2 separate regions of the Homo sapiens genome follow, and region 1 is linked to region 2. The links are chromatin loops, found by intact Hi-C in ENCODE. Cell type or tissue: heart right ventricle. All regions are shown on one strand.

Region 1 (8,000 bases), 51 kb after region 2:
ATTTTTTTTTTTTAAGAAAAACATTCCTTTTTTCTATGCTGCTTTTAGGAAATTATATGTAAAAATTGAAAGGTTCAAAGAGTGTTTGGAAATTTTTATAGATTAAGTTTTAGAAATTTTTATAGATTTTTATAGATAATTCTAAAAGGAAATATAAAGGAAAATGCAAGAGAACATATAAATCGTTTGGACTGGTGTTAGAAGTATCAGCTATACCTTTTCTATTTATAGTAGAATCTTGGGCTTGATAGATCATTAATCTGCTCCAATGTCATGACTTTCCATTTCAGTATATATACACTCATAAGAATTTCATTTTACATATATACAATGTGTATATAAAAATAAACATCATCTCTATATATAATCTTATTGATCGCCCATATATATGAGATACATATCTATATATGTATCTCATATATACATGTATATATATATCTTATTGGTGTCAAAAAAAGTCTCACAGCACTTTTCCAGAAATGCAACACAATCTGTGGAAAAACACATCAAGCCAGATTGGGTTCTGCCACAAACAGCTACTCAAATTGCCCATCTGATTTCCTCACAGGCCAAGGAACTATTATACAGAGATGCCTATATCACTGAGGGATTTAGTTACAACTTTTCACTTTCCATAATCTTATTTGGTACTGATGAAAGGTTAGAAGAAAAGCACAACAACCTCAATTAATTGGACACATCCATGTGATCATACTCTTCATGATGTGAATCATTACAGGTAAATGATTTGTAAAAAAGCTTATTATCTCAAGCTAGTATCAACAAAGAATGGGAAGGCAGGAAACAGAAAACTATGTTGGCCTTTGGATCTGAGCCTTCTCATCTTGAATGAACAGTGACATGTCGTCACACTCTGCTAAGCCAACAGTATTCTTATGTGCAAAACGTCAGTGTTGGACTGATCTCTGGTCTCTAAAATTAGATGATTTTCTAATTCTCAGTCTGTCACCAAGTTCTCTTTTAAGGGATACTTGATATTTCTGCTAATTAGGAGACAATGATGCTCATCTTCATATGACCAAGATGTTTGCCAGTGCTCTTGCTTCTAGCCATCACTGGCTTTTGTCATAGTTAATATAAGAGGAGACTTACTAATAACACTGCTGCCTCTGGTGGAATATTCCTGGGGGCACACACACCCTTTCCAGATTCAGTTCTGGTGACCCTATCTTCCATGTACTTCTCTTTGAGATCTTGACATTAACAAACTCAGTAACATAGCCATATTTTCTATCCAGTAGTTGAATATTAGCAATGAAAAATCTCCTTCATATTAGATTGTTCATACGCAATAATCATAAAGTCATCCCAGCTTTATTTTGGCATTCAGCTCATCATTCCTTGAACTGATGTTCCTGCAGAACTGCAACTATTACCTAAGCCCAAACCTCGTGTTGAAGGAAGCATTCCCCTTTGGGAAATCAGGGCTTTACTAAAGAGGAAAGTGAGGCTGCAAAATACAAGGTTACATATTTCCAGCACATCAGCAGAAATCTCTCTACCTACAGAAATACATGCTGTAAGGAGTTTAATGGCAATTGTGAAATAATGCTTTGAAATATTAACATTTTAAAGGAATTTAAAATCCCAAAGTTCAACTGTATCATTCTAATCTAACAAAAATCTGATTAAATTAGTAGTAGCTTTTTGTTGTTTTCATAGGCATCCTTCACATTCCTGGCATGGAGGAGCAGCTTGAAAGCTTCAGTTACCACAGTATTATTTCAGTCTGTTAAGGGGAACTTTGGACACTGTTTACCTTACCTGCCCCGAGCCACAAATGCCAAAATAAAGATCAAGAGTTCAGAAATCCGGTTTCAACTGAGATTGCTCCCTTGAATTCCCATGGTCCTCAGCTGAGCTTCCTGCTTCTCTCCACTACCTGACATTGTCAGAAGCTTTTTATTCCTATTGTAAATAAGTCCAAAGACAAGTAGCTTTCAAACTGATCCCATGTAGAGGAAAAGGAGTAATAGCCAGCAGGAAGATTTCAACTCCTACAGACACAGAGGCGGCTTATGTGAACTGAAGAGAGTGCTGAAAAGCACCCCATCTTTTCCCTTGAACACACAGAATAAACTGTTGAAGGACATTTTCATCTCTTTTCTTGTACAGGAAAAGAAATAAGCTAGTAATAATCATTCAGGCAGAGAGGCAGATTTTTAAGAGCATCAGCAGATTAATTAAAAGGCCTTGTCAAATCATGTGATTGGTCTTTTATCTGATAAATGCCCTCAGTTTTTCATTAATTCATATGATCTTAAAACCTTTTTAAGAATCTTATAGGCCTGCACCAAACTGCAGTTAAAGGTGCCAGTATCCTCTGTTTATAACCTGCTTTCAACAAGAACCAAGAATACTTTTTTAAAAAGTAATGTTATTTTATTTATTATTTTTTTTTGAGATGGAGTCTCACTCTGTCACCCAGGCTGGAGTGCAGTGGCACAATCTTGCCTCACTGCAACCTCCACCTCCCAGATTCAAGTGATTCTCCTGCCTCAGCCTCCCAAGTAGCTGGGATTACAGGTGTGTGCCACCACACCGGACTAATTTTTGTATTTTTAGTAGAGACAGGGTTTCACCAAAAAGTAATGTAATGTTTAAATCTGAATTTATTAAGAAGCCTGCAGAACTACATTAAATGTTAGGCCTGCTGTAGAGAAAATTGATCAGATATTAATATTACTGTAACAAATTGATTTTAAAAGTGCTTCTTCATAGAAACATCATGGAAGAATAAAGAGTATTTTCTACTATCTTTCAAAAGGAAATTTCAATGGAGTAAAAACCTATATAACAAATAGCCCTTGATTAAGATTTAGGTATCAACATTTTTATTAAAAAGTAAATTTTAGAAAATAGAGATTTTACTGGCAAGTAAAATATCTCATTGGTTTCAGATTTCTTTTCGTCTGCTGATTAATGGTGCAGTGGCCAGCGCTCAGTTTCATGCCTAGATTCTAACACCAGTGATTTCTTGTAGGATAATGTGCTCATCAAATTTTACCAAAATAAGGTGTCTGACTTGGTAAAATATGATTTGGCTTCTCCAGAGGAGCCAAGAAGGAAGAAGTAGGAGAGGCACTGGGAGCACAGGGCAGGAATGGTGTGCAGGACAAAATGTCACTGGCTTCCAGGGAGGCTGATACTGAAACTGGCAGTGCGATGTCTCACAGGCTAGAGTCTGAGAGTGGAGCTAAAGTTAGAATTTGACATTCCAGATAGAGGAGCAAAGGGGACATAAAAAGCTTTTACTACAAATGAAAAACAAGTTCGAAAGTTACATATGAAACCCATTCTGAAGAAGTCAGTTTTCTCATTAGGGTCATGAAAATAGAAAGTTTCATAAAGCTCTAATATCATGGGATATAGCTTCTCCACATGTGCACTCACGTATTCTCACACACTTGTATTACCCTTCTACTTTAATGGACAAAAAGGTGCTTTATTTTTTAAAGGATTGATTAAATATGTAAGGTCAAATTTAAGGTAAGACTTAAATTTAAGGTAAGACTTAAGAAGAGCTTGAGTAGAAGGTAAGAATCTGAAAAGATATGAGATCTTATCTAATTTTTGTAGTCATAGGTCACCTCTAAAGAAATGCCCATCTGTAGGTGGCATGGAGAGATGTCACTTTGTTTATTTAGCAATGTTAAACAAACCAGCAAATACTTATTGAGGAATATGACCTTAGTCTTAATAAGAACCAAGTAACTTAGTCTTGAGAGTCTGGAGAAATACACATGGAAAAACAGCAAAAATACAAAACAACTATAAGTGCTAAACTGTATGGCCTAGATACATAAATATTAGTAATATTTATAAATATAGATACATAAATATTAGTTCCATACAGTTAGTTCAAAGTCTGCCCAATAAAAAAACAACAAAGAGTAATCAGTATTATCAAACACATAAAATCAAGCCAAACTTGCATGATCATTTCAGTCCCCAAGGAGCTTAACTCCGAATGCTGAAGACTTAAAACAAGTACTCAATGAGCGTAAGGCTTTGTAAAGGTCTGATCATTGAAAAGAGAGAGAGAGCTCACATTTTGTTGAATGTGATCAGGAAGAATAGGGCAAAGTGGCATTTGATATGAATTTCAAAGGAGATACTCCAAGCAAAGACAAGGAATCAGGGCATATAAGTGAAACGTGCGTTTGAGGAAATACAGGTTATGGGTAGGGAGGCTGTGGGGATAAATGTTGGAAAGGTGGAATGCAGCTAGATTGCTCAAGGCTTTAAATGCCAGGAAAAGAAGAAGCTTAACTAATTTGGTAGGCAAACCAATGCTGATTTCTGGGCACAAACGTCTTTAGAGAATGCCATTTTTAAGTTCTAATTTTCAGAACGTATGTATTTTTTTTTTTTTTTTTTTTTTTGAGACGGAGTCTCGCTCTGTCGCCCAGGCTGGAGTGCAGTGGCGCAATCTCGGCTCACTGCAAGCTCCGCCTCCCGGGTTCACGCCATTCTCCTGCCTCAGCCTCCCAAGTAGCTGGGACTACAGGCGCCCGCCACTACGCCCGGCTAATTTTTTGTATTTTTAGTAGAGACGGGGTTTCACCGTTTTAGCCGGGATGGTCTCGATCTCCTGACCTCGTGATCCGCCCGCCTCGGCCTCCCAAAGTGCTGGGATTACAGGCGTGAGCCACCGCGCCCGGCCCAGAACGTATGTATTTTTAGGTCAAATTAAATTGCAAGTAAGAAACCTAAAGCTGATCCCTTTCCCCATTTTCTCAGAGAATTTCTACTGAACCATTACCCACATCATACTATCAACAGTTATACAGGCCAGGCCACTACATGAACTCTATGTATGGCAGCCCACAGAGAGGCTTTTAGTATAAGGTAAAATATACTGGTATGAGTGGACCAGCGCAAACCCACGGTCCACGTCTACACAATGCGCCCCTTTCTCAAGTTGCTCATTTTGAGGCTGAGGTCACTATCCCTGGCACTAGAGACTAGAAGCTCCAGGATTCTTCCCCAGATTTCAGCCATTTCACCCTCTCCCCAAGACTTGCAGGTGAGAACTCCATACTTATGGCCACTCTCCCCAGTCCAGTCCTCTAGCTTTCATCTACACCAATAACATCCCCTATTACCACTTTCCAGAGGAGGATGCTCCTTCCCCGGCAGCTCCCTGAAAAGAGTCCCGTCCAGAGAAAGCCCAGAAGGCCAGGTGTGGCACCAAAGGAAGCCTCCAGCAATTACAGACAGAGAGGAACTCACATTCAGGCACCACATAACATTCGTGCAGACTGTGATACTAACAGAATATTGTTCTTTATGAGTTGCTTTCTTTATATTTCCCAGGTTAATCCCAAAATATACTTTGCTTTCTAGGTACACTCTAGTATCAGAAGGATCCCAAATCAGTTTGAAGAATGCACAGTATTTACTTCAGGGATTCAATCATATGACCACAGTAGAAATAAAAGAATGGAATAATTTTTGGAAAAAAAAAGAAGCAGGAAAAGATTTCTGTGAGGTTTTTAAATAGTAGATTTTAACACAATTCTGCGCAATTTTAAAGTTGATGTACATCTTTTCATTAAAATTTGGCTCCTTCTACACTTTTGTAAAGTTCTTCCATGAGCTGTCATACAAATGTAATCTAGAAGAAATGAAAATGGAGAACGATCCTCCTCATGCAGAATGCGAAGAGAAACTGCAGGAAACAGGACTCGCATTAGTTTCACATTTATATGCTTCTCATGTCAAATAATTTGGTCATAAAAAGCTTATGAGTATTAATATTTGGGTAAGAACACACCCTTGGGAGGGAGGGGACAAACACAGGTAATTTGCTATTTGTCAGAATTACGTAATGGTTTCAGGGTGGGAAAAAAAAAAACGCAATCTGAAAAATGATGGTGTCTTTACGAGTTGCCAAGCAATTTCATTATTCTGTTTCCAGGTATGCAATTCTAACATGCCCAAACATTTGACAGTGATTTCTGACACTCCTTTTTAATAGTGTCTACATGTCTGATAAACTAGAAATTTAAAAACACAATTCAGAAAAAAATTGGTTAGGAAAAATGTTTTCTTTTGAAGAGCAGAAGAATTTGGAGATGTTTGGCTTGATTATCTTAACTGTGTAGAAACCAGATGCCTGCTAATATTTCAGATGTTTCCATGTACAGACTGCCCATTAGTGCCCTACACTGAATGATGGCAAGACAGGCTGGACGTGTACCTTTCTCCAGGGGCCTTTCTCTGCCTTTGCTTCATACTCAGGTAAGCTGAGAAAAAGGAATTTGCTCTCTCTGAATAGACCTGTCAGGGAGAACTTTGGTAGTAAAGGGATAGGTCCTAACTGGATATGATCTGTGTTGTGTTTTGTATAGTGGTGTATCCTCCAATCCTAATCCACCACCTGACACATTGCAGGTACTCAATAAATATCTGCTGACTGCAGGAATAAATAAAGCAATGTGTAGAATATCAAAATGATATCTAAATGGTAACTTTCCTCAAAATCACCATCTTCTTCTCCGTCTGAATCCTATCCATATTAAAATCCTAGTTTGAATAGCATTTCAATTCAATTCAACTTCATAAATATTTATTGACCATCCACTAAATTTGAATGACTGTTTGGCCAAAGACCCAAACAAGGGTAAGACAAAAAGCTTTTCTAGATGGAAATAATCTTTCCTTTCTTTGAATACAGCACTTATTACTTGAAGTATTACTGTCCCTCTTTCGCTGCCTTGAATTTTAATGTTACAGATGTCTTACACATGCAATGTACATGCACAAAACACTGCAACTTCTTTTTGCCTTGATCAAACTTTTTGTCTAAAATGTCCTTTCGTCCTCTTTTATACTTGAATAACTTCTCATTCTTAAAAGCTTAGTCAAAACATCACCTCCTCTACGAAGCTTTCCTGTTTCCAACACAAAATTGTTTCACTATACTGGATACAGAAATCTAACAGGGATTTGACTTACATTTTAATTAGTTCTCTCTCCTGGCTGACTGGTGAGTAAATCTTTAAGACTGGGGATGATGTTCAATTCATCTTTCTACTTCACTAGCACAGTGTCTGCTACCATACCCACTGGCAGATCTAGAATGGCTATATGGAAAAAGTTCAGGAGCTGCAATCTGGCTGGAGTTGGGAAACCAGACATGGGAATGAAGGGATAGAGCTGGATGGGAAATCGGTGTCTACTCTTAAATGTTGCATTAGTAAGTCCTTTTACGTAAGACTAAGAAACCATCAACTTTTCATATTAAAGAAGGGGTTGGAGAAGTACTGATGGAGCCTCTTAGCATGGCTACTGCAATACAGGTTTATTGAACTGGATTAAATACATGGAAAACAGTGATAACTTGATAAGTAAATCCTTTGTGGGAACCAAGCTTGTAAGAAAATTATCCTAGGAGATGTTGTAATTTCCTCAATAGCATAGAAAGGAGGAAATAAGGATGTGTAGTTCTCTCAGGTACAAGCTTGTTCAAAAGCTAGCCTGGGATAAAAATAAGAAAAGGACCATATTCTTGGGATTCAAATGTAGACAGTGCAGAGACATGCACATGCAAATGTCTAAGGAGGCATCATCCTGGTTGTTGTTTCACTGGCCAAGAATTATCCTGAGAGAGCTGCAAAGTTCCTCCATGGCAGGTGGCAAAATTTCAGAGCCACCTCATCTTGCTTGGAGGGAAAGAAGTTAGAGGAAGAAAAGGAACAAGGAGAACAATCAGAGAGAACAGGCGGCTCTTTCCCCACTCTACTTGCAGCAGGTGGAGAAGGAAGAACTTCATAAGACTAGGAGCAAATGTCTCTGTCTCGTTACTTTTGGTAAGAAAGTTCTTGATGATGATACCATTGGGACACACCCTTGTCATTAGTAGAATTACCAGATATGTCTCATTTCTTCAAGTAGAATGTAAAGGATGGAGATAAAGACTTTCTTTCTTTTCTTAGAGGAGATGCTTAAAGGACTTCTGCTAAATGGATATG
Region 2 (8,000 bases):
CTATGGCTCTGAGGCTTCCAGATGCCCAGGGCAGCTGCTTCTCATGCACATCCAGCTTAAATCTCAGTCACAGGACCCCTCTGTGATGTCATGCATCTGCAGGAACTGTGGACCCCAGACAACTCTCACTGGGAAATACCAGCAAAGCTCCCAATTTATCAATGGATTGCTCATGCTTGGCCTGCAAGTTAAGGCAGTCTGAGAGTCTGGCAGAACACATCTGTAATTCTGGGGTGTTACAAATCACAACTGAGAGCTCACAGCCCACACAATGCTATTGCAGGCTCACAGGAAAAAACAATCTTTTTCTATGCCTTATACGAGAATGAAGAACTTAAACCCATGTCTAAGTAGGAGGCCAGGCAAAACCTATACCAAATATGAGACTAATGCACCAGAGCATCACCTAATAATTCTAATATGTGCGTATCAATCTATTCACATCTTTCCGTTGAGCTGTGAGTGATTGTAAGAAAACTATCATTCTTTAGTTTCCTTATAATCATTAGATAGAGAGGCAAACTGGAAGATGGTATTGAAGAAGGCTCTAGGCCACTGTGGGAGGAAAATGGGGGCAAAGGAGAGAGGAAGGCCCATCAGGAAGCTCCAACAGCTCCTGGCTTCCTAGCTGTGGAAGGCACCACCCTGCAGCCTTGTCTCCTGCCACCTTGCCAGCTGTGGCTGCTGGTCTTTCTTCTCTGCTTTGCTCATGCAGTTTCTCCCTACCTTAGCTCTAGAGCTGTTGATGTTCCCAGTCACCCTGTAACATCCAACACAAATGCCATCTTCGCTGTGAAGTCTCTGCGTGGTCCTCCAGGCGGCTTTTATCTGCTCCCCACACAAGTTTATTTATGTCCCCATTATCACATTTGTCATCATCTGACACATATTCCAGTTAGTCATGTCCCTGTCTGTCTCCCTTACTGGGACTGGGAGCTCCTCTGAGGTAGGGTTGGGTCTTTTTCTATAGCCAGCACTTAGTCCAGTGACAAGAGGCCCTCCAGTGACAGAAGCACAGCCTGTCCCTGCAGGAAACAAGTAACTGTTCATAAGCTGGTGCCCTTCAGCTGACAGAATCCACAGGGAGCAGGTAACCAATGCTTCAGCCCAGACTCCTGTGGCTCCAAGTTACGTATCAGGGGAAAACATAATGAGAATAAGTATCTGCTCTGGAAACTTCCATTAGGTCTCTACAACTGGGAATTGAACCACCTCTGTTGATTTTCTGCTCAAAACTCCCACCTGGATTTTCACATCTTCCAAACACCATATTCTGGGATGGCTTAAATATAACAATCAGAGGCCAATCATCACAAAATAAGAGTGTTAAGTAATCACTCAGGGGAAGAGATCTCCCCAGCAAATACTCCTACCTCAAATGTCAAAGCAAAGCATGTCCATCTATGTTTAGCTGAACAGCATGTGCTGCAACCTGGCCTTCTAGCTCCAGGAGGGCTCTGGGAAAGGCAGACCACCAGGCATCTGTGCCATCTCAGCTCTGTACACACAGCTGTACCAACAGCATCATGAACAAAGTGCTGGCACTTCCTCCCAGACGCCATGTACATCATCCCTGCACATGGGTGCAAATCTACCCATCACACAAGTGTGGGGCTGGCCAGAAAACAGGACACAATGTCAGGGGAAAGCACAGTGGGGCAAAGGCAGGATTCCCAGAGATGGGGGCAGTGGTGTATGATGGCATCGTAACCACTAAGCACATTGTTTTTCAAAACCGTTGCTTTTCCAGACCATAGACATAGGGGAAGGCAGGCAAGGGTACAGCTTTAGGAAGGCTCACTCCCCCAGTGTAGGACTGGCTATGTGCTTCTGGGTGGTTCCAGAGAAACCAGATTCCATATTCTCAGGAAGAAATGAAAATGCTTGGAGGCTTTAAGATATCTAGGATGATTTCTTGGACCTCTGGGAGGTGGAGTGCTAGGGGGCAGAAAGGAGAGTATCTAGCTGCTCCTGAGCCTCTCGGCAGAGTCATGCATGCACAGGATATGGAAAGCACCCAGCACGGCATCCAGGCCCACTGCAGCCTTCCTTTTCTTTCTGCATAAAAACCAAGGTTTAAACAAATGGGTCTTGTCACATTCCAAATAAGGACACCTGGCATATTCCAGATCAAACGGCTTACTCTCTGTAGAAAACTCAGTATAGCCTGATGTGTCTCTTTTGGAGTTTTGCAGACACAAAGTTGCAATAAAAATATCCTGGAACTAGAAAAATTAAGCCAGTAACTGCATTTGAACATCTTGCTCTGGTAACCCACACATGCAATTTATGTTAAGGCTGTTTTCTCTGCCAGATTCAACTGCCTGGTTACTCTGAGTAATTCTCTTCTTGAATTTTGGGTACTCCCCAGCATATACTTACAGGGCAATGCCTCTGTCTCTTTCCCTCTCTCTTCCTTCCCTTAAAGCTATTTGATGATGTCAGCGCAGTGCCAGAGATACAACAACAAAGTGGGTTTAAAAAAGTTACAAACTGGCTAGAAGAAAACTGAAGTTCTTTGTGGATGCTCATTTAAAATCAGATGAATGCCCCGAAAAAGAGGCCACAACTAGGCTTTCGAAGGTGAAAATCAACAAAACGAGGTAAGGGGAGTTATTTAGAGAAAACCCACGTAAAAATTTGGAAACTTTCTTCTTCACACACAGGGCGTGTTCAACTGAAGACTGTCAAGTAGACAGTTAATCTTGAGGCTTTCCCCAACTAGTACTATGTTCGTTTCCTCCCTGCTCCATGGTACCCACCACTCGGCGAGGGAGGTAACTCAGTCCTTATGATTTTAGCCTCTGAGTTAGATAAACCTGGGTTCAAATCCTAGTGCTGGAGCTTATTAACTATGAGCCATTGGGTTAGTAATTTCATCTGTAAAATGTAGATAAGTAATTACTCACCTCACAGGGATGTGGTTAAGGTCAGTAATCTACGTAGTAAATGAATACAATCCCTAGCACATGCTAAATGCTCAATCAGTATTAGCCATTACTACTGTCATAATAGCACTTAAAAGGTGCCTCAGACTTGGAGAAGGGAGAACATAAACTCAGGATTCAGATTTCAGGGTTCAAATGGAAATTATTCTGCTCCTAGACTTGGGAAAGTTATTCAACCTCTCTGCTGCCTTAGTTTCCCTCATCTGTACAATGGGATGACAATAGCTACCTAATAGGATTCTCTAGAGAATTATAGGAGCTAATAAGCTAATATACGTCAAGTCCTAGACCCTTCTACCTCAAACCCCAACCAGGTGTCTCAGAAGAGGTGTCTGCTAAACTTATTATTTAGTCTTAATGAATGATGAGGCCTTAAAGTGTTATTTCTTCTTGGGGTGCTTGCATTTTAGTTGCATGTACATTGCAGGAATGGCTCTCTGAATCCAGATGGTGGCAAGGTGGTGCTGGGATGTATGTGTGTGTGGGGTCGGGTGGTGATGGGTATGGCAGAACAGAAACTGAGTGCGGTCATCTAGGTAGACCCCCTGGAAATCACACCCAGGAGGCAAGGGCTCTTGCCTGAGGCTGTCCACCTATCTTAGCCGGGAATTCAGTGGACCTCTCCAACACTTCATTTGGAGTTCACTGTCAGACAGTGCTCCTGCACATGGACTCCCTCTTGGGACAAAATCTGGCATGAGGTTAGACTCAGGGTTTCCCCGTTTGAAGTGCAGGGCTGGGAAGAAGATTTGATCCTGCACGCCGGCCTTATTCCCACTAGCAGGCGTTATCGCAGACAGCAGCGCCATTCACTCAGTCTCATGGCGCTGTGGAGATCTCAGCTGATTTAGCCTCAAATAAGCTTGTGAAGAGAATAACCATAGTCCATCTAGTGCTTACAGAGGGCAAGCACTCTGTACACACAGGACGTCATATATGTGACACTGTGGCAGCTGCAGACATACTACAAATCAGTCTCTGGTTTATTCCATCAGATCTGAAAATACTGAGAACCGTATTTTATGAAGCCATCATGGAAACCAGGTGGATTATCAGGGCTTCAAATTCTGAGCTATTGATAACCAATAAATAATTTAAATCAAAATATTTGGAAGAAGTGAAAAAAAAAAGTGATAAAGAGCTTCCAAACCACAGATACAGTGCCTTACAGTTTAGGAGAATTTCACTGCTAGTATTTTGAGGCATAAATGGAGTAAACATTTGCCTGGGATTCAGCTGGAATAAGAGAGTAAACTTGCTGATGGCTTGCTATGTCCTATAGAAATATCAACACATACAACTCCACTGGAGGCCCTCAGAACATCACAGGCTCAGAACACCCAGAGACCGGGACACTTCCACTAGCATCAGCCTGGCATAAGAGAAGCTGGACACCCCAACCCCTCAACTTGGCTCTGTGGAAGGTGAAGCCACATCAGGCTCCCACCTCCACCTCTGGCTGCTGGGCCTCTCTCTCCTGGCACTGGCAGACCCGGGGTGCCTTGCCTCAGTCTCTGCCATGCATCCTGCCCCGCTTTCTCTCCTTGCTTCCTAGATTCTTATTCCTCCTCCATTTCTCACATCTGCTTTTCATCACCCTGACACAGCCACATCCTGGGTCTCCATCAGCACTTGTGAATAGCAGCACTTGTGAATAGCAGCACTTGTGAATAGCAACTCTGGTGGCAGCTCCTCCCCATAAAGGAGATGGGCATGTGGCTGTCCCACAGCTCTAGTCTGTCCTGGCAATGAGTAACCAAGACAACCAGCTACGAAATAAAAACAGTCAATTATGGGGCTTCTGGGGATGGGAAAAGCATCTAGATTATTTTCTCCTTTAACTACACTCTGTACTTGCATGAAGAAGGAGGAATCCGTATACAAATTCTTAATGCTCATTTGCTCAGAGAGCTGCAGACCACTTGCAGTTTGGCTGCATAAGCATATTTTTCTGTCAAAGCCTTCCCCACCCCACCTGTCTCTTCCCAGATTAATTTATGACTGCCTGTCCCACAGGCATGGGTCAATAGATCATGATGATAACGATGTTTATTCCTTTGGGACTATCAGGTGCACTTGGCTGAGCAGTAATTCTCATTGAGGTCCTGGGGAAGTATTCTAAGGAGTGCTGATCTACTGTGTTTTGACCAAGAGAGTCATTTTAGAACACAGGAGTCACATGCTCCTCACACTTACGTGTTCTTCTGAAGCATACAGGATGTCCATTAGTCTCTGCACGAGGTCATCATTTTCCTGCCCGTGTTCTTGGCAGAGTAGCTCGATCTCTCTCAACTTCCCAAAGTAGAAATCCCTTTCCTTTTCCACGCCTTCAAGGGCAAGTTTTAATGAATGTACCTGCAAGGGAGTGAGAGTGAAGAAAAAAAACCACCCAAAATATAGTATAAGACATGACCAGCAATTCCTGTGAATAAAACCCAAAAGAGAGAGAGAGAGAGAAGCAGAAATAACCAATGTGTAAGTCTGAGGGAGAAACAACAGGGCTGTTGTCTGGAGCTTGACCCTGGGCCAAAACGTCCAATTCTCCACAGCACTCTGGTCATTCCCTTCAGGCAACTGAGCGTTTATTAACCAGGGACAGAGTGGTCTTTCTGCTTGTGCGGTTCCCCGCAGGCTGGAAGTGAGCTTTCGTCTCCTGCTAACATAGGCTGGAACACATCTTTCCTCTAACTTCTTACTATGGTCTGAAAGTTTGTATCTCCTCAAAATGTGTATGTTGAAATCCTAACACCCAAGGTGATGGTGTTAGGAGGTGGGGCCTTTGGGAGGTGGCTGTCATGGGGTTAGAGCCCTTATGAATAGGATGAGTGCCCTGATAAGAGGCCCAATCGAGCTTATTCATCCTTTCAGCATGTGAAGACAGTGAGAAGGTGCCATCTATGAAGAATGGGGCCTCAAGCAGACGCTGAATCTACTGGCGCCTTGATCTTGGACATCCCAGTCTCCAGAACTGTGAGAAGTAAATTTCTGTTGTTTATAAGTCACCCTGTCTACAGTACTCTGCTCTAGCAGCCTGAACAGACTGAAATACTTGTTCATCTTCTGCAGGAAATGGAGAATGGGAGGAGGAAAGAGAAGCAGAACAGAGAGGCTGTAAGCATGGCTATTTAGTTTTATGTTGAGGACTCTCCGTCCCTTAGATCACTTACATGGAAGCCACGCTTAGCTAGACCCTTTCACAAATGATACTGAGCCACATTAGACAAACGCTCTCCAGGGAGAAACTGAGGGTTCGTGACACGAGGAAAACTGGGTAAGACCCAAAGCCTGGCTGAGTGGATCTGTCTCAATTTCTCTAGTTCGGGCTTTGGGTACGTCACTGGGAAGGCAGGAGGGCAAGGAAGGCCTATTCCCTCACCACAGTAGCCCTCATTCCTCTTTCTTCCCCTCGATCCTGGTTCAGAGTTTCCAGGGTTGTGCAGCTTCTCAGGGTGGCTACAGAACAGTCCAAGTGAAGGGAGGAGGCAGTGGTCAAAAGAGGGTCCAAGAACTCGGACACCCAGAGCTAAAGAAACCCTCACGGGGTTGTGACTAGATCTGGTTTCAAATCTCAGTCTACCATAGTCCCACAGGCGCAGCAGCTACACTCAGGCCCAAACTATTACCCCGTTCCTGGTCTCTGAGGATCCCCATTTGTTTAAACCCTTCGTTTATTTTTATGTAGGGTATATGCTTCAGGTGGTAAATTAAGTCTTTCATGGCCCTCCTTAGGTAAAATCTCTCTGTCATTACCTTAAAAATCACCCCTAATAGAATTTCAAAAAATTACATTTGGAATGCAAATTTCCTCCTCTCTCCTTCTAATAATTCTGGGCCTTTGTGTATGCTTTATCCATCTGGAATTACTGATTCATTCAAACACACACTGAGCCCATGCAGTGTCCATCCTCTTCCTGTGCACCTGGCAAACCATATCCATCCTGTAGATTCAGGGTTACCCTCACTGACACCCCCATGTGGCTGCTTGCAAAGCAGTGGAGAACCAGTTTGCTTTTAACTCATTTCTATTAATACTATAGCTTGCACATTTGTAAGATGTACAAAAAAACTGAAGGTGACCAGCTTAAATTCCAGAAAAAAGAAAACTCTTATTCTAGAAATCCTTTCCTGCTTTAAAACAAACCAACCTCTCCCCAGGTTTGGACATAAAATCCATCTCAACCCTGTGCTAGTGCCAGCAGATGGATCTGTGGCAGCTTAGATGTGCCACCCCCCCCCAGCCCCCTGTACCAGGCAAGGACACATCCAACCCACGAAAATAGGTCTGTCTGGCTCCCTAGGGCTTTGTTCTGCACAATGAACACATAGCTGAGGCTTTTCCAGACAACCCTTTAGTGCAAATCAGGCTTCAGTGATATTCCACATGCATTAGGTAACAGCTGCCACTACCAACATTCCCTAGTAAAAACCAACACTAGCTAACTTACATGATGAAAGATCAATTGGCAAGCAAAATTCCACTGTCATAGTCCCCCTCACAAAGACCAATGCCAGCCTCATCCCTCTTGGGTTATGGCAGATGCTTAAGCAATGAAGGAGATGCTGTAGATGATCTTAGAAAATGAGAAGCAGCACTCTTCTTACCATTCTTCCAACTCCTCCCAGTGTGGCCATAGACTGCAGGTTCCTGCAGGCCTTGCTGTTTCAGTGATGGCTATAGTCTCTGCCTGGGCTAATCGACACCCATCCGTGGCCCCACCCGCGCTCCGAGCGAAGACCAACCTACTTCCAGTTGGCTAATCCACTGACTCCAACCCACTTCTGGGTGGCTAACCCACTATACAGAACGAGTCCCTAATTACTTTCTTTATGACTTTTCCTAAATCTTTTGATTCATTTCTATCATGGGAATGGTCTAGCATAGTGGTACTTCTGTAGTGCATCATGGGAAATTGCCTGAGAAAATGCAGGAGGCCAAGCAAATGAGACTCCTCTAAGTTTATGGCACTTGTCTCTTTCTCAGTGATGACTGTGCTTCACCCTTCAGCATCAGGGTCTCCCCTCAGCCTCTCCTCGCCCGAGTGTTCTTTGTTC

What was found. Hi-C counts contacts between places; a loop is a spot of excess contacts. Peaks named below come from ENCODE experiments on the same cell type or tissue, not always from the same donor. Only the 100,000 strongest peaks of a DNase experiment are listed, where the experiment ranks them.
Region 1: it touches region 2 in a loop (2.4-fold over the local background); 12 of 110 quality-filtered maps call a loop at or near these places.

Annotation. Positions count from the first base shown.
Region 1 is chr18:35,078,696-35,086,695 of GRCh38, reverse strand. All of the region lies in intron 2 of MAPRE2 (microtubule associated protein RP/EB family member 2), which reads right to left. Among named protein-coding and RNA genes, the nearest start is that of MAPRE2, 41 kb to the right of the region's middle. In heart right ventricle, no CTCF peak of the experiment used is centred here; a DNase peak (open chromatin) is centred at 3,136; H3K27ac peaks cover 6,646 bases.
Region 2 is chr18:35,129,335-35,137,334 of GRCh38, reverse strand. MAPRE2 (microtubule associated protein RP/EB family member 2) reads right to left here. Exons shown (of 7, transcript NM_014268.4): 6 at 5,145-5,303. Among named protein-coding and RNA genes, the nearest start is that of MAPRE2, 92 kb to the right of the region's middle. In heart right ventricle, no CTCF peak of the experiment used is centred here; no DNase peak of the experiment used is centred here; H3K27ac peaks cover 3,851 bases.